Regions from separate parts of the Homo sapiens genome. Here regions 1, 2, 3, 5, 6 and 7 are each linked to region 4. A link is a loop called in an ENCODE intact Hi-C map of the cell type or tissue named here. Cell type or tissue: heart right ventricle. All regions are shown on one strand.

Evidence for each region. A loop is a pair of places that touch in the nucleus more often than their neighbours do. Peaks named below come from ENCODE experiments on the same cell type or tissue, not always from the same donor. Only the 100,000 strongest peaks of a DNase experiment are listed, where the experiment ranks them.
Region 1: a loop joins it to region 4, with 2.3 times the contacts of the local background. A loop is called at or near these places in 5 of 110 quality-filtered maps.
Region 2: it touches region 4 in a loop (2.4-fold over the local background); 27 of 110 quality-filtered maps call a loop at or near these places.
Region 3: it touches region 4 in a loop (4-fold over the local background); 68 of 110 quality-filtered maps call a loop at or near these places.
Region 5: it touches region 4 in a loop (2.3-fold over the local background); 5 of 110 quality-filtered maps call a loop at or near these places.
Region 6: a loop joins it to region 4, with 2.1 times the contacts of the local background. A loop is called at or near these places in 20 of 110 quality-filtered maps.
Region 7: a loop joins it to region 4, with 2.5 times the contacts of the local background. A loop is called at or near these places in 14 of 110 quality-filtered maps.

The regions. Positions count from the first base shown.
Region 1 is chr3:171,397,890-171,401,889 of GRCh38, reverse strand. All of the region lies in intron 1 of TNIK (TRAF2 and NCK interacting kinase), which reads left to right. Among named protein-coding and RNA genes, the nearest start is that of TNIK, 61 kb to the left of the region's middle. In heart right ventricle, no CTCF peak of the experiment used is centred here; a DNase peak (open chromatin) is centred at 1,866; H3K27ac peaks cover 1,300 bases.
Region 2 is chr3:171,315,582-171,319,581 of GRCh38, reverse strand. The region is part of intron 2 of TNIK (TRAF2 and NCK interacting kinase); the gene reads left to right. Among named protein-coding and RNA genes, the nearest start is that of TNIK, 140 kb to the left of the region's middle. In heart right ventricle, a CTCF peak has its summit at 2,128; a DNase peak (open chromatin) is centred at 2,211; H3K27ac peaks cover 433 bases.
Region 3 is chr3:171,565,507-171,569,506 of GRCh38, reverse strand. No RefSeq gene overlaps it. Among named protein-coding and RNA genes, the nearest start is that of TNIK, 110 kb to the right of the region's middle. In heart right ventricle, a CTCF peak has its summit at 2,476 (motif pointing right); no DNase peak of the experiment used is centred here.
Region 4 is chr3:171,186,345-171,190,344 of GRCh38, reverse strand. It overlaps TNIK (TRAF2 and NCK interacting kinase), which reads left to right. Exons shown (of 33, transcript NM_015028.4): 7 at 1,513-1,643. Among named protein-coding and RNA genes, the nearest start is that of MIR569, 82 kb to the right of the region's middle. RefSeq lists enhancers at 606-655, 3,065-3,592. In heart right ventricle, a CTCF peak has its summit at 2,459; no DNase peak of the experiment used is centred here; H3K27ac peaks cover 410 bases.
Region 5 is chr3:171,383,021-171,387,020 of GRCh38, reverse strand. All of the region lies in intron 1 of TNIK (TRAF2 and NCK interacting kinase), which reads left to right. Among named protein-coding and RNA genes, the nearest start is that of TNIK, 75 kb to the left of the region's middle. RefSeq lists an enhancer at 2,452-2,998. In heart right ventricle, no CTCF peak of the experiment used is centred here; no DNase peak of the experiment used is centred here.
Region 6 is chr3:171,305,023-171,309,022 of GRCh38, reverse strand. The region is part of intron 2 of TNIK (TRAF2 and NCK interacting kinase); the gene reads left to right. Among named protein-coding and RNA genes, the nearest start is that of TNIK, 150 kb to the left of the region's middle. In heart right ventricle, no CTCF peak of the experiment used is centred here; a DNase peak (open chromatin) is centred at 2,102; H3K4me3 peaks cover 679 bases; H3K27ac peaks cover 2,998 bases.
Region 7 is chr3:171,293,175-171,297,174 of GRCh38, reverse strand. The region is part of intron 2 of TNIK (TRAF2 and NCK interacting kinase); the gene reads left to right. Among named protein-coding and RNA genes, the nearest start is that of TNIK, 170 kb to the left of the region's middle. In heart right ventricle, no CTCF peak of the experiment used is centred here; no DNase peak of the experiment used is centred here; H3K27ac peaks cover 3,994 bases.

The DNA.
Region 1 (4,000 bases), 210 kb before region 4:
ATAACAGCTAACATTTATTGAGCTCTCATTTTGTGTCAGGCACTGGACTGTGTTTAAATGCATTATTTAATTCTTCCAACAGCCCTATGAGGTTGATATTAAATTACTTCCTTGCTCTTTCATGCCAAATCCCCCTGAAACTCCCACATATAGATTAATCTGACCATCTGCTTCTCACTTGCTTTCTACATTTCTGAACCCTCCTGGGAAAAATCACTCCACGATGTACCTTGATGCTCCTAGACATTTGATAAAGTGTTGCCCCTCCTCCTGCCCCCACATGCCTTGTTCTGAGCAGTGCACAGAGACTATTTTAAGACTTCACTGCTCCCTAAGCCCTCTACTTCTTGACCTTACCTCCTAGTTGAGAGAACCCTGAACCCTCTCCTTCCTCAGTTTCCTGCTCTTACACCTATGAAGCTATTTCCTACCATCATCACCCTTTCCTCCTTTCTAACCAGTGATCGTTAGACAGCATTGTGCATCTTAATTACCTGGGAGCTTTTAGAAATAACTCAGCCTAGTCCTCGTCCTGAAGAGGACCGTTCAGTAGGTCTGCTGGTGAGGTGAGGAGGAGGAGGAGCCCAAGCCTGTGTTGGCTGTAAAATTGCCACAGGAGATTCTGATGGGCTCCCTGGTTAAGAATCACTGGGTCAGGTTCCAGAAGACAAAGTACCTCTTTCATTCAAGGGTGATCCCTCACCTCTCCTAAATGAAAATTCAGGAGAGAAGGAAATATGGAGCTCTGGTTCCCAGCTTCTTCTTTTTTTGTTTTCTTCAGGACTAGATCTGCTCTCATTATTCCTGTCTCTCCTCAGTTTTCATTGACCCCCTTTTCCCTGTATTCTTCACTAGCTTCCAACTAGATATGTGTTTGTCTCAACCCTGTGAGCACTGGCCTGATTCTCCTGCTATTCCCAGGCAAACCCCTTAAAGAAAGATTATAACATCACTCAGGTATACACACCACTTTGTTATTCTGACTTCAGTCCTCCCTGAATCTGGTAGAGATCATCAGCACCAGTAGAAGCCAAATCCGAAGGACGCTTTTGGGATCTGTCTCATCTTGGTATCTTTGGGGGCATATGGTGCTTAGGAGACTCTTTCCTTGTCTTTGTGACACCATCCACTCCTAGTTGTCCTGCTTAATTTCTTTCATGTGTTAAGTGTTTCCAAAAAATATTTTTCAGCAACATTAAGAATAATATGGAACTGTATTTACAAAAAGGAGGATGTGGAAGAATATTCTTGGGGAGGAAATGTCTTTCTGGCTGGGGTCTGGATCTAGCACTTTATTTATTTATTTATTTATTTATTGTGAGATAGGAGGGTCTCACTCTGTTGCCCAGGCTGGAGTGCAGTGGTGCAATATGGCTCACTGCAGCCTTGACCTCCTGGGCCCAAATGATCCTTCAATCTTAGCCTCCCAAGTATCTGGGACTACAGGAATGCACTACCATGCTCAGCCAATTTTTTGTAAAATTTTTTGTAGAGATGAGGTCTCACTATGCTGCCTCGGCTGGTCTCAAACTCCTGGGCTTAAGCAATCCTCTCGCCTTGGCCTCCCAAAGTGTTGGGATTACAGGTGTGACCTACCGTGCCTGGCCTGAATCTAGCATTTTCTATGAGGAAAATGAGAACACCAGGGGAAATTTGGCATGATTTCTTGAAACTCTTGCAAATCAAATTCAGAAAACTAGATTTAGGTCTTAGATTTTTGTCCTAGATGGCAAGGGAACTGTGGGCCCAGAGTATGGTTTCTACCAATTTAAGAAAACCCATCAGGTCCCGGGTCCACTCTGAGTCTAGGGCAGATCTGGGGCACCCAGGGTGTATATTCCTGTGAGAGCCTTACTCCTGCTGTGTCCTGTGATCCTGACAATGGGCCAGCTTCCCAGAACATTGGTGGACAGCTGTATGCAGCCCAGAGTAGAACAGCTCGGCAATAATAACTTTTTACTCCTTTCTGCTTTGATTTTTATTACTTCCCCACCTCCTGATTTTTCCATACAAAAGTAAAGCATACTTGCTACAGAAAACTTGGAAAATACTGAAAGAGAATGGAGAATAAAATAAATTTTTTATCACTATAATGTCACTCAGATATACATGCCACTAAACACGTATATTTTCTTCCAGTCTTCTTACTTTTGCAAGCACACATATATATGTTTTTATAAGTAAAATTTGGATCAAACTGTATATAGTGTTGTTTATTCCTTTTTTGTTTTTTGGTAATAATATTTATTGCCATAAAAAATTCTTATCAACATAATTTTTTTATCGGTTGCCTACTATTCTCTAGCATTGAGATAGTCATAATTTATTTAACTAGGTCTCTGTTGTTTAACATTTAGGCTGTTTCCTATTTGTACTCTTATAAATAATGCTACATTTAATAACCTTGAGCAGAATTGCTTGTGCATTGCTGGTGATTTCTTTAGGACATGTTTTTAGATGCTGAATATTGTTGGATTTCTGGGTGGGACCAGCACTCTTGTGATTGTTTGGCCTCCAGCTAAACCTGCCTCTGGGAGGGAGGGAGGCTCAGGGTCCAAGGGAATTTGCCTGCTCCTGTTTGCATCTACTTGAGCTCTTTTAGACTGCATGTTGAATTTCAGAAGGAGGCATCAAAGCATTTCTCCAGGAATCCATAAATGGCAAGTCCTGCCACAGGTGAAATTGAGCACATATGCTTCAGAATAATTCCCTATTTGATAGAGACTGGTTTTGAATTTTCTCTATTCTCTGCATGCTTTGGAGAAATTCTGAATTATTTCAAAGAACAGCAATGGAGCACCTACAATTTGTCAGACATTGTGCTTACCTCTGAAGTTAGAAAAGTAAGTAAGCTCTCAAGGGGCTCACTTGCAGTGTAGAAGACAGAGAAGTGACCTACTGTGGGTGAGAAGTCCCCTGGGAGCACAGAGAGGAGAGCCTCTGATTCTTGGGGCTAAGGAGGCAGCAGAGGGCAAGAACACCTGTGCTGCAGAGGTGAAGTCTGAGCTGAGTCTTGAAAAATAAGAATTATTTCTTTCGTACGGAGGGGAAAAATGTTCCAGGGAAAGGGAATAGTGTGTGCAAAACTGCAGACTTGCGATGGTTACATGACACGTCAAAGGAACCATGAATACACTCCCATAGGTAGAATGTAGGTAGAATGCCCCTACCTCAGTGACATACCAGGTGATGGGGCTGCATAGACAGTTATCCTTTCATTCCTGGGGCTTGAGCCCAGTTGTTCATTTACCTCAGTGTGCCTTATGAAAAAGTTTAGGTAACACTGATTTGGTACATAGTAGAAGGACAATGGGAGCTGAGCTGGAAAGTTGGACTGGGTACAAATTGTGAAGGGCTGTGTGGGCCATACCAAGAGGAGTTTGGATTCCTTTGTCAGCTGTTTAGAGATAGCCAATCTCTCTGTGAAACACTACTGTGCAGGTACTAAATAGAAGATATGGATTCCCAAGTTGCTTAAAAACACAGAAGCTGGTGTTCTTTTACGCTATCCCAACAATTTCGTAACATGTATTTTTCCCCCTAAATAAAAATGTGATGCTATTAGCTCTGTATACTGACCTGTTTCACACCTCTTTGGGGAAAATATTGCAATGTTGGAACTACACAGTGGAAACTTGCAGTTGTGAAGTCTGTTTTGAGCTGGAAAAAGGTGACAGTCTAAGGAGGAATGATTTGAAAAGTGCTAATAGTAAAACATCAGTTATTTTGGTATCTACAAAAGTCTGTGCTATTTACTGTGACTGGTGTGAAAAGAATCAGTAAATGGGAAAATTGTGTTTTGGCCAACATAAATTAAAAGTATGCATATCACCAGCCTGTTGTATTTTCTTTCTCCAGCATTTCTTATTCATTAAATATCACTTCATATCTAAGGTCTAAGAATTCTCCAGCAGTGTGGTTAAGAATAAGATAAAAATGTTGAGATTCCCCAAGGGATATTAGACAGCAGTTTCTTTTATTATTTGGTTTTAGTTTGTTT
Region 2 (4,000 bases), 130 kb before region 4:
CCGGTCAACTAACCTCCTAGCCAACCTGCTAACCTCAATGAATATGTTGCTCTGAAACTCTTTTTTTTTCCCCCAAATCTTCCCAAAGCTATTAAAAAATACCAAGGAAGGATGGTTAAGGCATGTTTTATTAGCCGTAGTAGTTAAACTTGTTAATTTATCAGTAAGGGGAAAAACACTCTTTGTAATTTTAACTTGTCTTCATGCTAAATTCCTTCCAGACTGTGGTTAGAACTTAACTGCAGAATTTTTGCCCAACAATATAAACATTTTCTATAAAACTATGGAAAGTTGCCCATTCTGGAAAAAATCTAAAGTACAAAGGATAAAGCGTTTCTCAAGATAGAATTTCATTTCTGGTGTTTTTGCATGTAATTTTAAATTTTATTTTATATTTTATTTTGAGACAGAGTCTTCCTCTGTCACCCAGGCTAGAGTACAGTAGCAGGATCAAAGCTCACGGCAGCTTCGAAATCCCGGGCTCCAGAAATCTTCCCATTTTAGCGTCCCAAGTAAATAGGACTATAGGTGCAATCATCTTTCCCAGCTACATTTTTTTTATTTATGTATTTTAAGTTTTATGTAGACAGGGTCTTGCTATTTTGACCAGGCTGGTTTTGAACTCCTGGCCTCAAGTGATCCTCCCACCTTAGCCTCTCAAAGCACTGGGATTACAGGTATGAGCCACCATGCTGGCCGGCATGTAATTTTTAATACTAAGTCTAGGATAAATTTTCTTTTGCACTCATTGGGATATGTGTTGATACATTGTTAATCTTTGGAATCCCACTGGAATGAAATGTGTTTCATTAGTGCTTAAACTAAGATGTGTTAATTTGAGAGTTTATAAAAGGAGGTTTAAGCCTAGTGCATTTTCAAAGTTGCTTTTTTTCAATTAAAAAAATTTTGATATCTTGGCAAAAGGATAAAATCGATAGACCATGTAAAGAACTGCATTCAGTTTTAAAATAATTAGGTTTTGAAGATTTATTCTACTGTCTTTTATGAGTAAGAACATGTCTAGGGGTTTTAGGAGGATAGGTTTAAACAGGTTTACAATATTTCCTTATAAGAGCTAGATTATGTATACAATAAGAATTAACTTAAGAAATTTTGCTTTGAATTTCTCCAAGATTTTCTAGGGCCAACCAAGCTTATTCTCTTTAAACAGAAATTTAAGACCATTAGTAAATAAAAACCTTAATATGTTTTGGAAAATGATTACTTGGACTCAGTATTTTTTTGTGGTGTATATGCTTTGGCTTGTGTTTAAATTATGTTACGCCTGTGTTTTGATCAGGCATTAAATAATTGAAACACTCATGTTAAATAATTATGCAACTGTCTGATTTAGAAGGCTGGAAAGCAGCAGCAAACCTGTTTCCAGAGACATTTCAATCTATAGGCCAGGTTCAGGCTAAACTATATAGTATGACTCTCCTTCTTTCTACACTGAGGTATAGAAGCAGCATAGGGTTGGGGTGGAGACAGACCTAGTACAAATCTAAGCCTCTTGTTTATGAGCTATTTAACTTCATGTAAGTTATTTGAGCCCCCTGAGCTTTAAGAATTAGATGCTTTCTAAATGTCAAGCACTATAGTAGTAATAAGCACACACGTTTCCTTTCCTTAGGATGGTTACTGTCCCATGGGAAAGGTAGACACATGGGCACAATTTCAATATATTCTCAAGTTCCAAGAAGCATACTCAAAGTGCCATGGAATAGGAACACGCTGCCTAGCAGCTCACTCCTTTTGGGCACACATTTGTCTGATACAACTACGTGCTAGGACCTGGATACCAATGTGAACAGAAAAACACAATCCTAACCCCTCTATTGTCTTATAACCTAAATAACAAAGTGATGACTGTAAACTAGAAAGTCTGGGGCCTAACTTATAGGGTTCGTAAGGGTGAAAAGAGCTTTCTTTCCCTTTCTTGTCATCTTCATTCTGTTCACTCACGCTCTGTCCAGATTCCCAGTCTCCCATTTGCCTAAGCGGGCAAAGAGGTAGTTGTTTCTCTTGGTTAACAGTTCTATATAATGAATCCCTTTACAGATGAGTGACTGAATACTTCTTCCTAAGAATAGTTGCATTATTACCGAAGACTTTTGGTGGCACCAAGACCATAGTACATGTCTCTCCATTTGGCAGCATTTCAGCCATTGAGCAGTCCTCCATGGATAGCTGGAGTGTCTCTCCCACATCCCACTATCATGGTGCTTGGCTGCTATCCAGATGCCTGTGATGAGTGATGGAGTCCCTGGTGCTTCCTGGAGAGAACAACAAATGGTAGTCTTGCACCACCTTGATTGTTAATATACTTGGTCTGTGGACTTCCCATGCTCAAACCTAAACCAAAGAACCTGGCCTGACCCGGAACAACTGCTTTGTTACAGGTGAAAGTCCTTGTTATTACTTTGGTAGTTAATCATCTTCCCCTGGGCCTTAAACTCCAGGTCATTCTCTGGAGAAGAAATTTAGGACCTGTGATATTATCCTATTTAAGTACTTTTCAGATACGATCTTTTAATTATAAAAGATATATAATTATATATTTTATATGATATATATCATATAATTATATATTTTATATGATATATATCATATAATTATATATTTTATATGATATATATCATATAATTATATATTTTATATGATATATATCATATAATTGTGTAATTATAAAATGTAATCGCTTGTATATAGTTCTTAGTTCCTTAGGCAAATCAAGTAAATAGTAGTTGCATGGGTAAATATAAAATACGCAAATACTCCTTATAGTAATATAAGAACTATCATTCAGGCAGGAGGACACAAAAGATCAATGTATGAACCATTCCTATATATTTTTTCCTTTTGAAGCACAGGTAGGAGCAAATCATTTCCCTTCTCCACAAAGCTCAGTGGCTTCTTACTGCACTCAGAATAGCCTAGTTTATAGGCCTCTGTGAGCTGCCTTTCTTCCCCTTTTCATCCAAAGTGTTTTTAAATCCCTTTAGATACTCTTTGCTCCAGCTTGCCTGGGCTATTAACTGTTCTCCCGAAGACCATACTTTATGTCTGCAGGCCTTTGCTCATACTGTTTGGTCAGCAGGGAATAAATTTTACTCCTTATTCATTTATAAAATCCTACCGATCCTCCAAGGCTGAGCTCAAATGCCTCCTCTTTCATGAAACCTTCTATATCCCTACTAATCAGAATCAATTATTTCTTTCTCTCTATTCCTCCTTGTTGGCCTATTGTGTGTACCTTTATTGCCTGTATAGGCTTTTCTCATTTCTGCTTGTATCTAGGTAATTCACTCATCTATCCATACATTCATTCAACGATTATTTCTTGAAAGCTTTATCTTGTACTGTGCAAGAAGATGGGAATGTAATGGGAAGCAGAAAATGGATGCTGCCTGTGCTCTGGGAGCTTACAGTCTTCTGGCAGAGATGGGTGATAAGGTGATAAGCACCAAACCCACAAAGCTAAAACTGCAGCTATGGGAAGAGCGGGGAAGACAGATTTATGGGTCTCTGTCTCTAGGCTGTAAACTCCTTGACGCCAGTGAGAGCCTCTTTCTTGGTTAAGAAGGCAGTAGTATAAAACAACTGTGAAATGCCCTGTGTCATGAGTTTGTATCTCCCCGAATATATGAGGAAGTCCTAATACCCAGTACCTGTGAATATGACTTTATTTGGAAATAGGGTCTCTGCAGATGTAATGAAGTTAAGATGGGATCATACTTGATTAGAGTAGGTCCTAATCCAGTTTGACTGGTGTTCAATAAGAAGAGGAGAAAAGACAGACACAGACACAGTGGGGAATGCCACGTGAAGATGGGAGCAGAGATGGGAGGGATGAGTTTGTAAGCCAGGGAATGTCAAGAAATGTTGGTAACCACAAGAAGTTAGGAAGGAGGCATGGAACTGTTTCTTCTTCAGAACTTCCAGAAAGAACCAACTCCCAATGACACCTTGACACCTGGATTTCAGACTCCTCACTTCC
Region 3 (4,000 bases), 380 kb before region 4:
TCAACAGAAAGATTTCTGGAACTCATTCTGACTTCAGCCTTCTTAATATACTGCTTGGGTGAATATAAAAGCAGTTCATGGAAGATTCATCTGCCCTGCACCAGATGAAGTAGGAGCCTTCAGTTTTATGGGGGGGGGGGGGGGGAGAAATTCCCTGATTTAAATATTTTTAAACATGCTGTTTTATTATTTTAGATATGATGGCTTTGTTGAATCTCTGATATATTTTCTTGCAACAGAATATGTATCTCATTCCTTTGTTTTCCCAGAGGCTTAATACAGCTCTGGCCATGTGTTCCTAACTACAAATCAAGGTAGATATGCTGACAAGGAGACTTTTTAAAATTGGCAATTACTGCATTTGACATATTGTCTATTACTGATCATTTGTATTCTTCATATTTCCTCTCACAAGGTATTAAATTTTGATTAAACCCAAGGACCTCTGACTGTCATCCATTAATAGGGAGAATTCTGTAGAGTCCTAGACAACATTTTTATATGCAAAATGAGTTAGTAACCTATCATGCTGATTGGTCCAGTGTGGATCCCCCTAAGTCCTAACCACTCCCTTGAGATTAGCACTAAATCTTTCCACCAGCCTACAACATTCTGGGTGACAAGCAATATTTTTTAATGAGGTTCCACTTACACAAACATTTTTATCATCTCTGAAGAAAATTTATACTTCTTTTTGCCAGAATCTCAGGCCAGAAACATCCAATGAAATGATGTAAAAGGTTCTCAGGAATAACAGAAGTCAATGTCACTGTTCCTGGGTTTGTCAAGCACAATCCAATCTTACAAAAATAACATCAGAACTCACTGTGTGCCAGGCCATATGCTAAGTGCTTTCCATAAAGCATCTTAGCAAATCCTCACAACAGCCTTGTGAGATAGGTACCATGGCCTCCAGGGATACTGATGAGAACTTTGACCTTGCAGTCCTTATAGATATTAACAGAGCCTGGATTTGGACTCAAATGCATCTGACCACATAGTTTATTTTTCACTTTGAAATGTCCCCTTCACCTCTATCTTCATGATGGGGAGAGATCATAATGGTACTTCAATCTCCAACCTCAGATGTGTTACCAAGGTCTGCATCGGCTACATATTGTATTGATCCAACATTAAGAAACACCTTAAAAACTGTCATCAAATACTGCTAAACTATCAGAGCAAATCCTGAATAATTTTCCCCATGCTTCTTCTGTGTCTCTGGAAGAATACGATACCAAGAACTCCTTGGTTCCTGGGTACACATTGAATCCGGGGCCCAGGACCCAGATGCCTTTCCCTTAGGCATCTCCTGATTGTTTATTCTATTTTTTTCTCCTCAATACACATAATTCATATAATCACCCTTCTTCCACATGTTTTATTCACTTCCCTGTTTACTAATTAAAGTTTCTTACTTAGAAAAACAACTTCCATGCAAATATTCATAGCAATATTTTTCAAAATAGCAAAAAACTGGAAACAACCTAAATGTTCATCAACTGGTGAATGGACAAATATAATTGGTATATCAATACAAGGGAGTACTACTCAGCAATCAAAACGAATGAAATACTGATAAATGCTGCAACTCAGATAAACCTCAAAAATATTATGCTAAGTGAAGAAGCCAGATGCAAAAAAACCCCACACATTTTATTATTCCATTTATATGAAATTCCAAGAAAAAGCACATCTATGCAGACAGAAAAAACTCTGGTGACTTCATGGGGCTGGGTGAGAATGGGGATTAACTGTAAAAAAGAGAGACTCTTGGCTGGCACAGTGGTTCATGAGTGTAATCCCAGCACTTTGGAAAGCCAACACAAGAGGATCGCCTGAGGTCAGGAGTTCAAGACCAGCCTGGCCAACATGGCGAAACCCTGTCTCTACTGAAAAATACAAAAATTAGCCAGGCGTGGTGGCAGGTGCCTGTAATACCAGCTACTAGCTGTAATACTAGCTACTCAAGAGGCTGAGGCAGGAGAATTGCTTGAACCCGGGAGGTGGAGGTTGCAGTGAGCCGAGATCATGCCACTTCACTCCATCCTGGGTGACAGAGCAAGACCCTGTCTCAAAAAAAAAAAAAAAAAGAATCTTGTTGGGGGGATAAAAATGTTCTAAAACTGGACTATGGGGATGGTTGCACAACTCAGTAAATTCACCAAAAACTATTGAACTGCACACTTTAAATTAGTTAATTTTAGAGTATATAAACTGTACCTAAATAAAGTTTAAAAAATAATCCATGGATAATAATTTTTGATCACATAAAAAACTGATCAAATTCTTTGGACAGTAAGCCAGCGGAAAAATTGATTTTTTATCAGTACACTAAAGGTAGAAATTCCTACCTCAAAGACAATTATTTGGATATCAAATCAGATATTAAAATTTAAGTGTTTTGAAAACTGAAAAACGGTTAATTGATGAAAGATTCCTTAGGTTCAGTGGTGAATGGAAATTATCTCATTCTGTCCTCTAGGTGGTGCTAGAATCTAAAAATGAGCAGCCTCACGGTAAATGCGGCAGCTTTGTACAAAATTACCTTTCTTTAATAGGTGACATCCCTAAAGGGAGTTCTCAGTCCAATTGTCTTTTAGTCCAGAGCCTTCTCCTGAATTAACCTCAGGATAACAGACATCCAACTTCAGTTCCAGTCTTCCAGCTATACTGATAATTTTTTAATTTTTAATTTTGTGTAGCTTCCTCTTTGTCCTGTTGAGCCATTCATCATCCATTTCTTTCCACTTTTATGAAAACTGTAGTTTCCATCAAAATTTACCCTTCTTTTTAATTGCATTTTCAATACTCTTAGTACTTAAGTGGGGATGAGGGAGTTGATTTGTCAGGCCATTTGTAAAATCAAAGGAAAGCCAAATATTGGGAGGCCAAGGCAGGCGGATCACTTGAGGCCAGGAGTTTGAGAGCAGCCTGGGCAACATCGCAAAACCCTGTCTCTACTAAAAATACAAAAAATCAGCCAGGCGTGGTGGCACATACCTGTAGTCCCAGCTACTCAAGAGGCTAAGGTAGAAAAATTGCTTGAACCTGGGAGGTGGAGGTTGGAGTGAGCCGAGATCATGCCACTGCACTCCAGCCTGGGTGACAGAGTGAGACCCTGTCTCAAAAAACAAACAAACACCCAAACATAGCAAACAATGGCCACATCAGTGAAGAAATTCAGCTGAAGTTCCCCTGCCTGCTCCTGCCATCTGTTAGTGGTAGGAACAGCTGATGTGCTATTACTTTGCTATGTGATGTCCAGTTTTATATATATGAAAGTTCATGCATAAAAAGTTGTAATAAGAGCTTTGATATCATGTTCAGGAGTTCAATGTGAGCCTAGCCCTATTTCTGTACCAAAAACCCCATAGATTTACAGACTGTCTTTTTGCCCTTTATCTGATGGTTTCCAAAAGCATTTGGATCAAGCAGGACAGCCAAGAGTCCACAGCACAAAGCATACTGGCCCTGCTGTACAGCAAGAACATAAAGTGTTATTATCTGAGCCCCTGGGCTTCCATATTAAGCTAATGAGTGGCAGGGCTGGTCCCTCAAGGGAGTAGGAAACTTGAAGTTTGTGTCTCATGATATGTCTTGCAAAAGGAAGCTTACAGAAGCAGCATGCAAACATGCACTGAAGAGTTGTGCAAACAGACAGCTCATTACTGAAAATTCCTCACTGGCGAAAGTAATTTTGCACAAGGGGAAGGGTTTGAAAAACAGCTCTTGCCTCCTGAAGCCCTTTCTGTGGTGGAAACAAATCAGCTTTTAAAATACAATACCATAGTGGCTTTAAAAAGTGGTATTTAAGCAGCATGAAAATAGCCTACGAGAAATTAATGCAAAATCAATTCAGGCACATAATTTACATCTGCTGTGTTACCCAGAATGGCTCTCTTCTATAACTGGAAATCTATGGACCTAATTCTGGGATGACTGGAAGGAGTTTTATATCTTTTGGGATGTAGCCAAACAATCTGTCACCAGGAGGAAA
Region 4 (4,000 bases):
CCATTAAAATATACACAGGCATATTCAGAATAATCAATTCCTGCTATATTCCCATAGGTTTAAGTTATATTTACATTGATTTTGTTATTACCTTGGGCTCCCGTGCAAAGTGGATACTTAATATTCTACTTTAGGTGCATACTGATTACCCCCACTTCCATCAGTGGGAGAATCCTTCTCTTTGGCGTATCTGTTAGAGCTCTTTCCGCAACAAATCTGGGACTGCCCAAATAGAGAATTACCACATGCATTTGACTGCTTGATGTATATGAGTAAGAGCATGAATTGACAAATATCCAGTAGGATATGTAACTTGTCATCTAGAAAAGAATCGCTGTCCATATGATTGTATATTTTCAAAGAGATTTAAACATCTTCTATGTTTATATCCCAAACATTTGCTCTTCCTTTTTGTTGAAATATATGACTTCCATTTTTTTTCTTAGTTAACATTTGGGACCAAACTTTCTCACCTCATGAATATTCTCTTTTAAAAACAAAAGTATACATTATGTAGGCTAAGCAGTTATATATGTATCAACTAGATAAGCTATCCTGAGAGCATTCTTACTTCACTAATTAACAGTTACTTGTTGAGTATATATTATATGCCAGGCCCTGTACAAGACAATTTTCTATAGATTATCTCTCATAAACATCAGAGCAACTCTGTGTAGATGTCATCATCCTCATTTTACAGATTAGGAAACCGAAGCTCAGAGAGGTTGATCTACTAGCCCTAGGTCATACCACTAGTAGCGGCAGAAATGAGATACAAACTTAGGCAGTCTGACTCAGACTTTTGCTTTTAATCACTTGTCTTGTATCCCCAAAATACTACCCTTTCTGACAACCAAGCTTACTTTTTTTTAACACCTATTTTTGGTCCCTGTGAAGCCTTGGTGTAATCAAATGTAATTCTTTGTGCCTTCCTCATGGGTACACTTCATCCATTTCTCATGCAGTTTAAAAACATATTCACAATATAGAAAAGGTAGAAGCAACCCAGGTGCCCATCAACAGGTGAACAGATAAACAAAATGTGGTCCATACACACAATGGAATATTATTCAACCTTGAGAAGGAAGGAAATTCTAACACATGCTGCAACGTGGATGAACCTTGATGATATTATGCTAACTGAAATAAGCCAGTCACAAAAAGACAAATACTGTATGATTCCACTTATACAAGGTAGTGAGAATAGTCAAATTTATAGAGATGGAAAGTAGAATAATTGCCAGGGGTTGGGGCAAGGGGGAATTGGGAGCTATTGTTTAATAGGTACAAAGTTTCAGCTGGGGAAGATGAGAAATTCTGGAGATGGACAGTGGTGAAGGTTGCACAACAGTGTGGATGTGCTTAGTGCCCCAGAAATGTACATTTGAAAATGGTCAAAATTGTACACTTTATGTTACTTATGTTTTACCACAATAAAATAATTCACATTCATTTTATCGCTATCTAAAACCTATGATCACAGACTTTATTTACTTGTCTTTTCTTAAATAGTGGACTTTGGAGTCAGTGCTCAGCTTGATCGAACAGTGGGCAGGAGGAATACTTTCATTGGAACTCCCTACTGGATGGCACCAGAAGTTATTGCCTGTGATGAAAACCCAGATGCCACATATGATTTCAAGGTATGGCTTCTTTGTCGTGTTTCAAAACTATGCCTACCATCTTATCCTGAGTCTTATAAAGTCTTACATGCCCTTATATTTATGATTTATGTCACCCAAAGGGAGAACTGAAAAACATTATTTGAGTTTAAGACCTGTAAGACATTCAAGTGAGGATCTTTTTAATGAATTCACCCATCTTATCTGATGGCCTGTTTGTAAAAAATAAAAAAATAAATAAAAAGTTTAAATCATTTTCTATATTTTTTTAAATTTACTCTTGCTTCTTATTATTGGAAAATAGATTGGATTTCCATTTTGGTTATGGTTTAGATTTTTGGAAGAGTATATATTCTGATAGCTTTTTACGTTAAACTAAGATGTGAGTTTGTTGTCTTGGGTCATCTTTTTCTGATTGAGAATAATCTGACTTACTTCTACAATGCTCGAAGTATAATTATCTGGGGTTTCTTTTTCATGAGAGGGAATCAGATGGAATATTGGTGACTACTTTATGGTATTTCTGTCGTGTGGCCTGATGTTTCATAGAAATTTGATTTGTGACTTGTTACTTTATATTATAAACTAGAAATTTGCTAATACATTCAAAGCTGTGTTCAAATAGATTTCTCCAAGAAGCCCTTCTCTTTTCTATTCTGCTAGCCAATAACCAAACATAATTTTGCATTATTGCCCCTCAGGTTTATTGTCTGGACTTTCAGGTGACACGGCTTTCTAATGAATGGTGACTGAAAGTCAAGGCAATAAAATTAGGGGCAATGGGATCTAGGAACTGTGTGTGGGTTTCCAGGCTGTGCATTAGGTAGAGAGACACCCTGTGGTCTTTGTGTACATTACAGGACAACTTGGGCAAAACTTGATCTGCTTGGGCTGGTTTCAGAGGTGCATGGACTTTTCACCAAAACACTTTAATGATCCTCTGTAAATACTCTTATCTAACAGATGAAGAAACTGAGGCCGAGGTCTGCAGGTGCTCACCGGGTTAGCAATCCTCTCAGAGTTAGCACTTGAATGCAGGTCTCCAAACTTTCTGTTCAGAGCCCTTTCCAATATATTACCTTGCTCCTCTGTAATGTACTTCCATATAAATCTCCAATTTATCAATTGAACAGTATATTTGAAGAATATTTCACTTTTAAGGAATATTTTTAGTTCTCGACATGTGGGGTTATTATTGAAATCAGGTCTCAAAGATGCAAACATTGCAGCGTTTTTGAGGCCCCGTATCTCAGTGTTGACAGAAAATTTGCCTCTTTTGGGAATTGCAAGCTTGAAGGTCTGAAAACCTAATAATCTCCCATAAATTTCCTCCTTCCTTCAAAGTTAGTCACTGTAATAACCTGACAACAATCTGTCTGAAAACAGCTGCCAAGTTAAAAATTAATCTCCTGCCAAAATGTCATTTTTTTAAACTGCTAATGATAAGCATATTTAAATAATTCTGTTTGCAAATCCCTTCAGAGAAGCCACTACAAAATATACATCCCAGGCCAGATATGGGTATCATGATTAGCTACAAGCAATTCTTCAAACCATAGTTATACCTAACAAGTGCTAACTAGTCTACATCTGGGCCACAGATATTCTAGATTACTATGTAACATAGCATGGGGAAACAGCGTTTGCAGCTCTTACAACCTCAGCTTAATCTTTTAAGTATTGTGACTGACTGCACTATATATGGGACTTTTGTTATGTAAATAAAGTGGGTGCCTACAACTGACTTGTTTTCAGTAGGGTATCTAGAAGAGGCTTTCCTTCTGGCCAAGCCAAAGCTTGGAATTAAACTGATATTTTGGTCCTCTTTCCTCAGATTATGGCTAAGGAGTATAGTTTAAGATCACTGTAAATGGTGTGAGACCAGTGCATAACTCTAGGTATGGGCAAATCCTGTTGTATGAGTAGCCACAGAGGTCGTCATGCTGCACAGTGATTTCAGAGGTACTGGAAGGCTCACCTGGCTATAAAAGTATCCTGAGACATTAAAAAGATTGAAGATGAATGTCTGTGTGTTTTTTTAAAAAATAAAGAATCCTGATAGAATAGGTTCAATGGTGTCAGTCATTTAGACCTTAGTGCAAATTAGTTTAACAGGATTGTCAGGAATGTAGGTTGTGCAAGAGGAGGAAAAAGTCATGGCAGGGATATGAGCTTCACTGGTTATATGCCATGGGTAAAAAGAGGAGGATGACAAAAGAATGAATAAGGAAGACTTTTCTACAGAGGACTTTATAATATTGAATTATTTTAGGTTTTTAAAAAAATTCATAGTGGTCTTCAAAGACATCTTAGACAAATCAAATAGTAAATAATAAATAACAAAACCAAGCCATACCCTGTTGGGGTATAGTGGAAGG
Region 5 (4,000 bases), 200 kb before region 4:
AATTGCTCTATTATTTGCCTCACAGAAAAACCTCCCTAATCCAGAGACCTGGGAGGAGCAGGGACATTTTATATTGCTGAAAGGTAAGACAATAATAATTTTTGAAGAATCTTATTCCCTTTTAGGTTTAGACAATAACTGAGAAACCCTGGAGTGGCAAAGTTTTTCAACAGAGGTCCTGGAACACCACCTTTAGCAGAGAACACTGGCTTTGATAGAGATGTCTAATTGTAATTAGCAAGTGACTGGATGTGAATGATACTTGACTGAAGATTTTTAAAAATGAGATTTCCTTTTTTATGTTATTACTTTTCTTGAAATCTATTCTATATGGACAATAGACAATTAAACTTCTGTTCAGCTCTAATTTCAGTAATTGCAAATTCTGAATGAGTAGAGGTGAAATAAGAAGCATTTATTGTGTTTGAAAATTAGGGCTATAAATGGTATAGGTGAGCAATACACTTCTGAATGTCTTTATCAAAACATCCCTGTGGGTAAAGAAGAGGAAACTGGAAACCCTAGAGATTCTGGTGGACTGACTGAGAAACCTCCACTGCAAACCAGAAATTTGTTAGCATCTTTGTGTTTTATTTTTAAACTTGATACAAACTTATTCATGTTTAATTTAACATATTAAAAAACACCACGAACACCAAAGTTTTTATGGAAAATAGGCTTTCCAAAAAGATATGCCGTGGTTGAATGCAGCTTCACAGATTCTCTGGGACCCAGCTGGTACTCTCAGAGGAAGGTATATTTAATGATGTGAAGATACATGTATTCATCTCTCTCCGAGTTATTTATTTATTTCACAAGAAAAAGTAAACAACAACTTATAAATATTTTCTTGTTGTTGATCTTGGTAAAATTATTTACTTAACCAGCATTTATGAAGGTCCCCCTGTAGCCTAGGTACAGTGCATGTAGCTAAAGATATTAACATGAATGGAGCCCAGCTTCAGCTTTGGAAGGAGCAGGAGCATAGCTGAGTGGGGAATACGGATGTAAACAAGTTATTACATCAGAGTCATTTATGTATTTGTTCATTTGCCTGGGAGAAGTGAGGCCTCAAACAGCATTTTGTTCAAAAAAATGACTGGCTTATATTCTTTATCGCATGCATGTCTGCCATTTTGTCATAGCCATGTGTGTTCAATACTTGAAATCCATTTGCCTTATGAAATGCTTACGGAATCCTGATTTCTAGAAATAATTTAAAGTTTGCTGAATGCATATGCTGTCCTATAAGTGATAGGATTGTTTTATCATTTCTGACAGAAATGATACATGCAATTAACATGTGTTCTTTTAAAATAATACTATTAACAAAGCAAGTTTATCCCCTCTACTGATATCTCTGTCTGTGTACCCAAATCCTGCAGGTATTTTAAAGTCTAGCTTGGTGCCCACCTTTTCCATTCAGCTCCGCTTGACTGTGTCAGTTTGTATCGATTTCCTGCCTGTCTGAACTCTCTTTGCATTTATGTTATGTTCTGCTTGTCTGACTTGTTAGAGCAGAGATCCCAAACTCCATCCTTTCTCCTTTCTTGAGCAGGGTTCTTGAGAAATGGATGATGGAGGTTCCTCCAGCAAATGTTTCCTCTGTGTTCCTCGTCAGAGTGGCTGCCACACACCTCCGTCTAGTCTCAGGCCTCTGCCCTGACAGTCGTGAGACTCCCTTCTGATTTCTCTCTTAACCCCTAGGCTGAGAGGGCCCCAGGTTTGCTGTGAATTCCTTTTCTTCTAGGGCCCAGCTGGTGTCCCCTCCCACTCCTATCCCAGTATTTTCAAAGCAGTAGATACCTCAGTCATCAGCCCACTGAGAAGGCAGAGCTACTTGTCCCCTTTGGCTCACTCTTCATTCTTTCCACTAAAACTCCATCCTCAAACCAGTGGCCTTAATGTACCGTTTTGACCTCCGTGTGCCCTTCATGTTTGGCCACCTTTGAGTGTGAGCTCAGTTTGTGATGGGTATGTTGTATTTTAGTGTTACTTGATAAACACCGACTTAATCATTTCTTTGTATTTGGCAAAATTCCTTCATTCTCTTTAGCTCATTTTAACTTTAGAATAACTTTAGTTCAACTCTGAGAGGCAAGCAGGCTGCCTTTATTCTTATTTCTACTTGATAGGAAAAGACACCAAAGGCTAAAAAATATTAGTGGCCTTGTTCAATGTCAGAAAAATTATAAACGATGAAGTCATTTTCAGTCATGTGCTCTTCTAAAACACAGTTCTTTTGCTTCTCTTCATTTATATTTCATGTATTTTAATCTATTTTTACTAATCTGACATGTCACTTGAGGGCCAGCTCATGCCATAAATATCTGAATCCTTTAAAACACCAAACAGTTCAACTTAACCAAACATTTATTGGATATAAAGTGTAGTCATTTCCTCATTTAGTGAGAGTCTTTATGTATTAGACTCCCCGTTGGATGTTTTCTATGTTTCCCCTCATTCTCATCATATCTCTGCTGGGTAGATTTTATCAATACTTTGGTACCATTAATATGCATTGGGATAACTTGGGAATCTTATTAAAATGTTAATCCTGATGCAGTAGGTCTGGGCAGGGCCCAGATTTCTGCATTTGTAACAAGGTTCCCAGATGAGTTGGATGGTCATGGGTGCAGTCTGAGTAGCATGCTGTTTATAGGTGAAGAGACTTTGGCTCTAAGAGATTAAGTGATTTTTCAAAGATAACACAACTGGAAGTGGTAAAGCCTTATTCAAATGCTGATCTTGCTCCCTGGAGAGTTGCCTTCCAAGTGCAGTAAGACAGATACATTCAAAGCGATCTTTGGAATGTACTTTAATGTGGAATTTACTCTAATGGAGTGTAATGGGAGGACCTTAGGTAGGAACTATGATTTGAATCTGATCTCAAAAGACTGGTAAGGCTTTGACTGACAAAGATGGGACAAAAGGACTTTTTGGATAGCAAGAACAAAAAGGGAACAAGGACACAGAATGCGGGAGTGTACAGAACATCTTCTGGGAATGGTGAGCTGGAGGCTGTAGCTGATGCCTGGGGAGAGGTGTGCTGTAGCTTTAAAGGGAGGCTGAGGTTGGATGGGAGAGCAGAGTAGACCGGGGAACCACTGGGAGATTTGGAGGACAGTGTCTGTGATAGCACATTGTAGGTGCTCAGGAAATGTGCACTGGTTGATTGAATGTAATCTAGTTTTTAGTCATCTGTTGCCCATGTTGCACCATTGAGATCTCCACAGAATTCTGTGGCCTGGCTGAAACGCCACAGAATTACCCCAAGATGACCTTTACTGTTGTTTATATAGAGCTTTCTTAATAGTCTCTTTGCCTTTGGCAATATAGGACATATTACTTTTTCCTCCCTTTCCAAATTTTTTTTTGGCTAAGAAAATGCTGCTTTTGCACAGACCAATAATACACATTCTTCTTAAAAGAAGCATTGTTCCTTCAGTAGCAACTTGTAATGGGAAAAGTGGAACAAAGACAAAATGCAATTCTGGTCTGAATGGAGACCAGTTTTTCTTTGTGTGAATAACCAGCATTCCAGTCAGGTTGCCACAGTGATGCTGAGATTATAACTGTTCATGCCAGCAGTCAGAGAACGTTGCCCAATTAGTTATTCTCAGCTGCTAGGTTACCTTGACAGTGGCTCAAAAAGCAGGTTTTGAGTTCAAAGACACTCAAAAAAGAGCAGTCGAGGACTTGCAATTCTGTTGCCCTCAGTGGGGTGCAGAGACCACAAGCTCCAGCATGCTCTGGTTTAGGCCATGTAGGTGTAGTCAGCCTTGTGAACGTAGGCACCTTGTAAAAATTCTGGTCTTTCCTTGCCCCCTGTATCATCAGCCAGCTTTGGAAGGGATTTTACTGTTTCTGGGAGCTGCCTTCAGATATTGCACATGGGAGACAGTGAGGAGAATGTATGTTTTGGCATTGGAGGCTCTTGTAGCCTCGCTTTTTTTCTCTTGTGAGCAATCTACTTCACAGGATTGATGCAGAGATGAAA
Region 6 (4,000 bases), 120 kb before region 4:
TGGTAGTTCTGTTTTTAAGTGCTTTGAGAAATCACCGAACTGCTTTCCATAGTGGCAAAATGAATTTACATTTCCACCAGCAGTGTATAAGCATTCCCTTTTCTTTACAGCCTTGTCAGCATCTGTTGTTTTTTGACTTTTTAATAACCATTCTAACTGGTGTGAGATGGTATTTCATTGTGGTTTTGGTTTGCATTTCTCTAATGATTAGTGATGTTGAGCATTTTTTCATATGCTTGTTGGATGCATGTATGTCTTCTTTTGAAAAGTGTTCATGTCCTTTGCCCACTTTTAAGTGGTGGTGTTTGTTTTTTGCTTGTTCAATTAAGCTCCCTATGGAGTCTGGATATTAGGCCTTTGTGAGATGCATAGTTTGCAAATATTTTGTCCCATTCCATAAGTTGTTTGCTTTCTTGAAAGTTTCTTCTGCTGTGCAGAAGCTCTTTGATTTAATTAGGTCCTATTTGTTAATTTTTGGTTTTGTTTGAATTGCTTTTGGCATCTTTGTCATAAAATCTTTGCCAGGGCCTATGTCTAGAATGGTATTTCCTGGGTTTTCTTCAAGGATTTTTATAGTTTTAAGTTTTACATTGAAATTTTTGATGCATTTTTGAGTTGATTTTTGTGTGTGGTGTAAGGAAGGGGTGCAGGATGGCTAACCAGTTATCTCAGCACCATTTATTGTATAGGGAATCCTTTCCCCATTGCTTGTTTTTGTCAGCTTCGTCAAAGATCAGGTGGTTGTAGGCGTGTGTCTTTATTTCTGGGTTCTCTGTTCTGTTTCATTCATCTATATGTCTGTTTTTGTACTAGTACCATGCTGTTTTGGTTACTATAGCACTGTAGTATAGTTTGAAGTCTGGTAATGTGATGCTTCTTGCTTGCTTCTTTTTCCTAGGATTGTTTTCACTACTCAGGCTCTTTTTTGGTTCCATATGAATTTTATAATAGTTTTTTCTAATTCTGTGAATAATGTCATTGGTAGTTCAATAGAAATAGCATTTAATCTGTAAATTGCTTGGGATAGGATGGCCAATTTAACAATATCGATTCTTCCAGTGATAGATTTTTCAAGTACAAGAATATATAAACATTTCATTAGCTGCAGAGTGATAACGTCATCTCGTGGCACATAGCCTCTGGAAAATTTCACTGTACAATTGTGAAGAATGAGAATGAAAAAGTCTTATAACATTATAGTATTATTATAAAGATGTCTTGACCTCATGGACCCCTGAAAGGGTCTCAGAGATCCTCAGAGGTCCCCAAACCACTTTGAGAACCATCCCAGACCATTGACAGGAGATGTTTATACTCAAGATTTGGGATGATTGTGCTGATTCTTTCATTTAGTCAACTGTCAGTTCTTTTTCCAGGATAAATAGGCTTATACGCAGTTTTGAAAATGAAGGCTGAATTTCACAAATCACTTGTGGTCTGGAATTGGTACTACTAGTGGTAAAAAAGTAAGAAAACTCAAAACAACAAAGAACGAAATTCAATAGTTTCTAATCTTTCAGTAACTATTTTGCACAGATTAGGTTAGACTTCTGAGTCAAATGAATGAAGAGAATGCATATTAATCATATATCACAAGGAACTTCTTGACCCCTTAGAGTAAGTGAACATGGAATGTGTGTGCAGTTTCTAAACATGGAAATATGTAAGAAGAGGCCTTCCCTTGAAGTCCTGGTTGACATGGATGAGGCTGGATGCAGGGTTTCTATTTGATGATCCTGAGCCTGGCATGACTTTCAGCTTTTGAGATTCTGCCCAGAGTGGTAGCACAGAATGGCAATTTTTGCCACCACCAGCCTGTTTTTACTACTCTCTCACCTCACCACCACCCATAAAATTTAATAGAAAAGAAATAAATAGAAAATAGGTTTTGGAAACGTATGTGAAGGACGATTTGGTATTAGGGCTGAGTGTTTTTAGACTAGCTACCTTTTTACTATCAACCTCTGGCCGTGGCCATGAATTTCTCGGTCTAAATCTTTTTTCTGAAGATGCACAGTAGACAAGCCTCCCTAAAACATGAAGCATGCTGTTGACTTTGTTCCCGGGGCTTGTGTCTGCCAAGTCTGACTAGTCAGTTCCCATCGCTGCTGGCTGAGGTTTTTCCCATCACCACGGCAGCAGAACACACTTGCCTTCTCTCTTTAGATGGTTTGTTATTTTAAGAAAAGCCGAGCATGGAATCGCTGGGAATCATTGCTGCTTCTGACCACAGAGAACACGTTTTCCCTACTGGTTGTTTTTCTTTTCAGCTTCCTGGGGCTTTAGTGGTATTTACATTTAGGCCCTGTCATTTTGCTTTTTCATGAAAGCCCATTTGAATGAGGCACTTGGAATCCAAATATAATTTTGTTGTTGTTGTTCAAAAGGAATCCAAACGTTTAAGAGTCTCACCATTGGTCACTGAAATGGAAAGATTAAAAAATTTCATTTGCTTAGTTTTTCTTCTTTAAATTTGGTAAAAGTCATTTTGCATGCCCTGAGAAGCGCAGCTGGCATCTATAACCTGCCTTCCTACTTTATAAAATGTAATTTTGTACTCCCCACTTTCAGATCTGTGATGCAAAGTTGGTGAAAGAGTCCCGAATGAATATCCATATGAAATATTTTCTTTTTCTTTAATTTAAATTTTAACTTTTACTTTAGCTTCAGGGGTACACGTGCAGGTTTGTTACATAGGTAAACTCATGGTTTGGGGGTTTGTGTACAGATTGTTTAATGACTTGAGTAACTGAGCATAGTACCTGACAGATTTTTTTTCTGAACTTCTCCCTCCTCCTAACCTCCTCCCTCAAGTAGGCCCTAATGTGTGTTGTTCCCCTCTTTCCATCTATGTGTTCTCATTATTTAGCTCCCACTTATAAGTGAGAACATGTGGTATTTTGTTTCCTGTTCCTGTGTTAGTTTCCTAAGGAAATGGCCTCCGGTTCCATCCACGTTCCTGCCAAGGACATGATCTAGTTCTTTTTTATGGCTTCATAGTATTCCATGGTATATATGTACTACATTTTATTTATCCACTCTGTCATTGATGGGCAATTAGTGATTTCATGTCTTTGCTATTGTGAATACTGCTGCAGTGAACATATGCATGCATGTGTCTTTATGGTAGAATAATTTATATTCATTTGGATATATACCCAGTAGTGGGATTGCTGGGTCGAAATGGTAGTTCTGTTTTAGGTTCTTCGAGTAATCTCCACATTGCTTTCCACAATGGCTGAACTAATTTACATTCACACCAGCAGTGTATAAGCGTTGCCTTTTCCATGCAACCTCACCAGCATCTGTTAATTTTTTACTTTTTAACAGTAGCCATTCTGACTGGTGTGTGATTGTATCTCATTGTAGTTTTGATTTGCATTTCTCTAATTGTTAGTGATATTGAGCGTTTTTTCATATATTTGCTGGCCACATGTATATCTTCTTTTGAAAAGTGTCTTTTCATGTCCTTTGCCCACTTTTTAATGGGATTGTTTGTGTTTTGCTTGTACATTTGTTTAAGTTCCTTGTGGATTCTGGATATTAGACTTCGTTAGATGTATAGTTCAGAAATATTTTCTCCCATCCTGTAGGTTTTCTGTTCACTCTGCTGATAGTTTCTTTTGCTATGCAGAAGCTCTTTAATTTAATTAGGTCCCATTTGTCAAGTTTTGCTTTTGTTGCAATTGCTTTTGGCCCAGATGAAATATTTTCTTTAATGGGAAAAGAGTGTTTCAGGTCCTCAAATGTTCCTGCACTCATTGTAGCCTTTTCCTCAGTGGTCTGGTTGAAGAAAATGAAAGAAACAAATAATATGTGCTATGTACTGGCCGCATTAAAGTCAGGTTATGCTTTAGCTCTCTAAGTGACTAGTGCTGTTAATCTAGTGTTTATTAGCACTGTTTTCAGGCACCCTTCTCACTTAAAGCTTGTCTGTGGCCCCATTTTCTTTACTTTTTCCTTTTTTTTTTTCCCTGTGGCAGAGATTTTCAATTTCTTT
Region 7 (4,000 bases), 110 kb before region 4:
GGTCTTTCCCCTTTTGGAAAGGGGAGTTATCGAGAGACTGAGATCTCAGAGCCAACACTGAAAACGACACCAAATTATAGCTGTGTCCAGATACCTAGGATCTTGACTGGCCTTATCATAAGAGGCAAGGACTGCGGTAAACTGCACATCAGGGAATTTGATTTCTTGGTAGGTTTAAACAGCTGAAGGTAGAAGGAAAAAAAATTAAGTTCTTCCTGTTATATTATTAACTTATGAGAACAGCGAAATCTAAAAGAAATTGTTCTGCATAGTTGAAAGTAAAGATAGAATACTCAATATATTTTCTACAATTCATCTCTGATAGAGGAGAAAGTTGTTTTGTGAGGGAAAGCCTTGGGGAATTACTTGTGTTCTAGATAAAAGTGTCATTTAAGAATTTATTATGGAAAATTTCAAACAATCAAGAGAGTGGATAGAATGAACTGACTTGTACCTTACTTATCTTCAATAATTATCAATATTTTGCCCATCTTATTTCAGTAACTCTACCACCACCCCTTTTATTTTTTGAATGAAGAATTTTAAAGCAAGTCCTAAACATCCTGTGAGGTAACTTGCTCCAAATCTCATAATGAGAAGGTGGTGAATCAGGATTGAAACCTTGGCAGTCTGGCTCCAGAACCCACAGTCCATGGAAAGAGGACAAGTCAGCTGTGAAGATCGCTTAAATGGATTTGTTCTTAAAATCAATGTAACTAACAAGCAAGCAGACATTATCTGGGGAACCTCCACTCCAAACTGTCTTTGAATCTAGGGGTTCCATTTTTAAAAAGGGTGTGTTGGGGGGAAGGGTAGGTTCAGGATTTAGTATCAGGTGCCCTTTTTACTAGAGTAGCATTTTATGGGTGTACTCATGAAACACCAGTTAATTTGCCTTGGCTGCCTCTCTCCAAAACATATTTATAGAAATTAATATCTACCCAGGCACTTCTGCCAACAGTTCAGGAATTTAAAATAGTGGGGGTCAAGCACAGGTCGTGGCTGAGAGAAGGCTGGAAGTCCATGAGTTCTACTGTGATCTGACAAAATATGAGGAGTTGACTCTTTAATTATAGCATTTTGGGAGTAACTAAAGGTTTGACACATACTGTTCTACATTGTTTAAAAATATACTGTTTTTAGAGTACATAGAACAGAACTTAAATGACTGCTAATACCTCAGTGACACTGAATCAATCATTTGAATTCAGTTACATGTCCTGAGCCAAAGCCTAGTACTCGACCTTGCATTAGGCCCTCTGTGATCTGTGGGCGTCAAAGAAAGATCCTGGGAGGGGCATGTCCTGCTTTTAAAGAGCTGGCACTCTCTCTTGGGTGAGGGGTGGCCACGGAGGAACAGGCCAGATATTCAAGAAGTGGGGTTGGTGGAGTTGCCCCCCAGCCAGATGGGGCTACCTCCCTGGTCTGTGGTGGCCACACATTGCTAGGACACACTCAAAACAATACCGTGGCCTCCAGGCAGCCACAGTGTAAAATGTTCTTAATTTCCCTGGAGAGAAGGAAGAAAGAGCTTTCAATTAACATGAACACTGGCTACTTTTTCAAGTTACCTAATTGAACTGTCAGAAAGCAAAGACTTTGTGGAGAGGGTGAGAGGCAGGATTGGTAAATTGTGATTACAAAGCTGCTGGGAAAGAAAGGGCAGTTGGGGGACAGGAGATGTGACAGCTTGGAGCTGCAGTGGGCACCCCAGATTCCCGTGGTGGAGGTCTACTGAAATGGATAGAACACTTTGGAGGACTGCCTGTCAGTCTCTGCATTTCTTGGGGAGGGGCCTGACCATGGGATCTGGAAGGCAGGCAGGAAGGAGAGATGCTAATATCTTAAGTCATCCTTATAAAACAAAGAGAATTTTCTGAGAAATGATGGTTCCTTCTTCTCCTCTGCTTTGAAGAAACATAACCTAGTGCATAGTTCCCCAAATCTTAGGGCAGTTACCTAAACTTTATGCTCATGGAAACCCAAAACACTTTTTCTCCTAGGTCAGACCCATTTCCTGGCCTGCTTCACAGTGAAGTGTGGCCATAGACTCAGTTTTATCCAGTAATATGTGAACAGAAGGATATATATCTCTTCTAAGCCTGGCCCATCAAACTGCCCACACTGTCTGCTATTCTTTTTTTTTCCTCTCTCTCTCTCTCTCTCTCTTCCCTGGCCAGACCTATTCAAAGTGATCTTGAGATCTCTGTTGAAGATGGCAGAGACTTTGTCATCCTTAATCTCTGAATGAACACATGGATAACTACCACAAACTAGAAACACCCAAGTAGCGTTATTGGCATTTTCATGAGTAAGAAATTCTGTATGTAAGCTACTGAGATTTGGGATGGGGATACATCTGTTATAGCAATTAGAACTATTTACTACAATCTTTCCCCATTCTTATCTGTATATGACTTATACTGTCATTCATTATTATTATTATTATTATTGAGATGGAGTTTCCTTCTTGTGGCCCAGGCTAGAGTGCAATGGCGCAATCCTGGCTCACTGCAACCTCCGTTTCCCGGGTTCAAGTGATTCTCCTGCCTCAGCCTCCTGAGTAGTTGGGATTACAGATGCTCACCACCACGCCTGGCTAATTTATGTATTTTTAGTAGAGATGGGGTTTCACCGTGTAGGCCAGGCTTGTCTCAAACTCCTGGCCTCAAGAGATCCACCCACCTCAGCTTCCCAAAGTGCTGGGATTACAGGTGTGAGCCACCGCGACTGGCCTACTATTATTATTTGGAGACAGAGTCTCACTCTGTCACCCAGGCTGCAGTGCAGTGGCATGATCATAGCTCACTGCAGCCTTGATGTCCTCAGCTCAGGTGATCCTCTTGCCTCAGCCTCCTGAAGTATCTAGGATTACAGGCATATGCCATCATGCCTGGCTAGTTTTTTTTGTTTTGTTTTATTTGTTGTTGTTTGTTTGTTTGTTTTGAGACAGAGTCTCACTCTGTTACCCAGGCTGGAGTGCAGTGGCGCCATCTCGGCTCACTGCAACCTCCACCTCCCTGGTTCAAGCAATTCTCCTGCCTCAGCCTCCTGAGTAGCTGGGATTACAGGTGCTTGCCACCACACCCAGCTAATTTTTTTTTGTATTTTTAGTAGAGACAGGGTTTCACCATGTTGGCCAGACTGGTCTTGAACTCCTGACCTCAGGCAATCCGCCTGCCTCAGCCTTCCAAAGTGTTGGGATTACAGGCTTGAGCCACTGCGCCCAGCCGGCCAGTTTTATATTTTTTATTTTTTGTAGAGATGAGCTCTTGCTGTGTTGCTCAGGCTGGTCTGGAAGTCTTGGTCTCAAGCAATCTTCCCACATTGATCTCCTAAAGTGCTAGGATTACAGGTGTGAGCCACTGCACCTGGCCTATTATTTTTCTTTAAATCAAGTTATTTTTTATGAATTTTGATTTTAAAAAGTAAACTTTATGTCATTATCACAAATAAAAAACAATATCACTACAAATAGAAGGTAACTCTAAAAATACATTGAGTGGAAAAAAAATGTTATTCATTTCTAGCTAGATGCTATTTCCTGGAGAAAGTTCTTTGCATGAGACCTGTTGTCTCTGTGTTGAAAAGGGGAAACTAGCCACTATTAGAAAGGTGTCAAAGACATATTACCACAAAACTGAGATGCATTGCTTGGCAGAATCAGAAGAGTTGAAAAAAATTGAAAATAATTTCCCCATAGTTATGTGATTCCATGCTATTTAATGTTCTGTCTCAGTCACCTTAAGTCATCTGGTTTACCAGTGGTGCACATCCTACCCTTGGGAGTGAAGACTTACTAAATGGAGACCAGGTTTGGCTGGAGGCTTGAGGATGAGCTGAAATGCATAATAGAAGATACATTGTGAATCTTGTAGGCGTGGAGTAAAATGAGACTTCTGCAGGCACAGGAAGACTAGCCAACCTATAGTTCATCATTTCAAGTTTGATTCTTGATATATAGATAAAAGATTTTTTTGTTAATCAGGATATTTGTGGT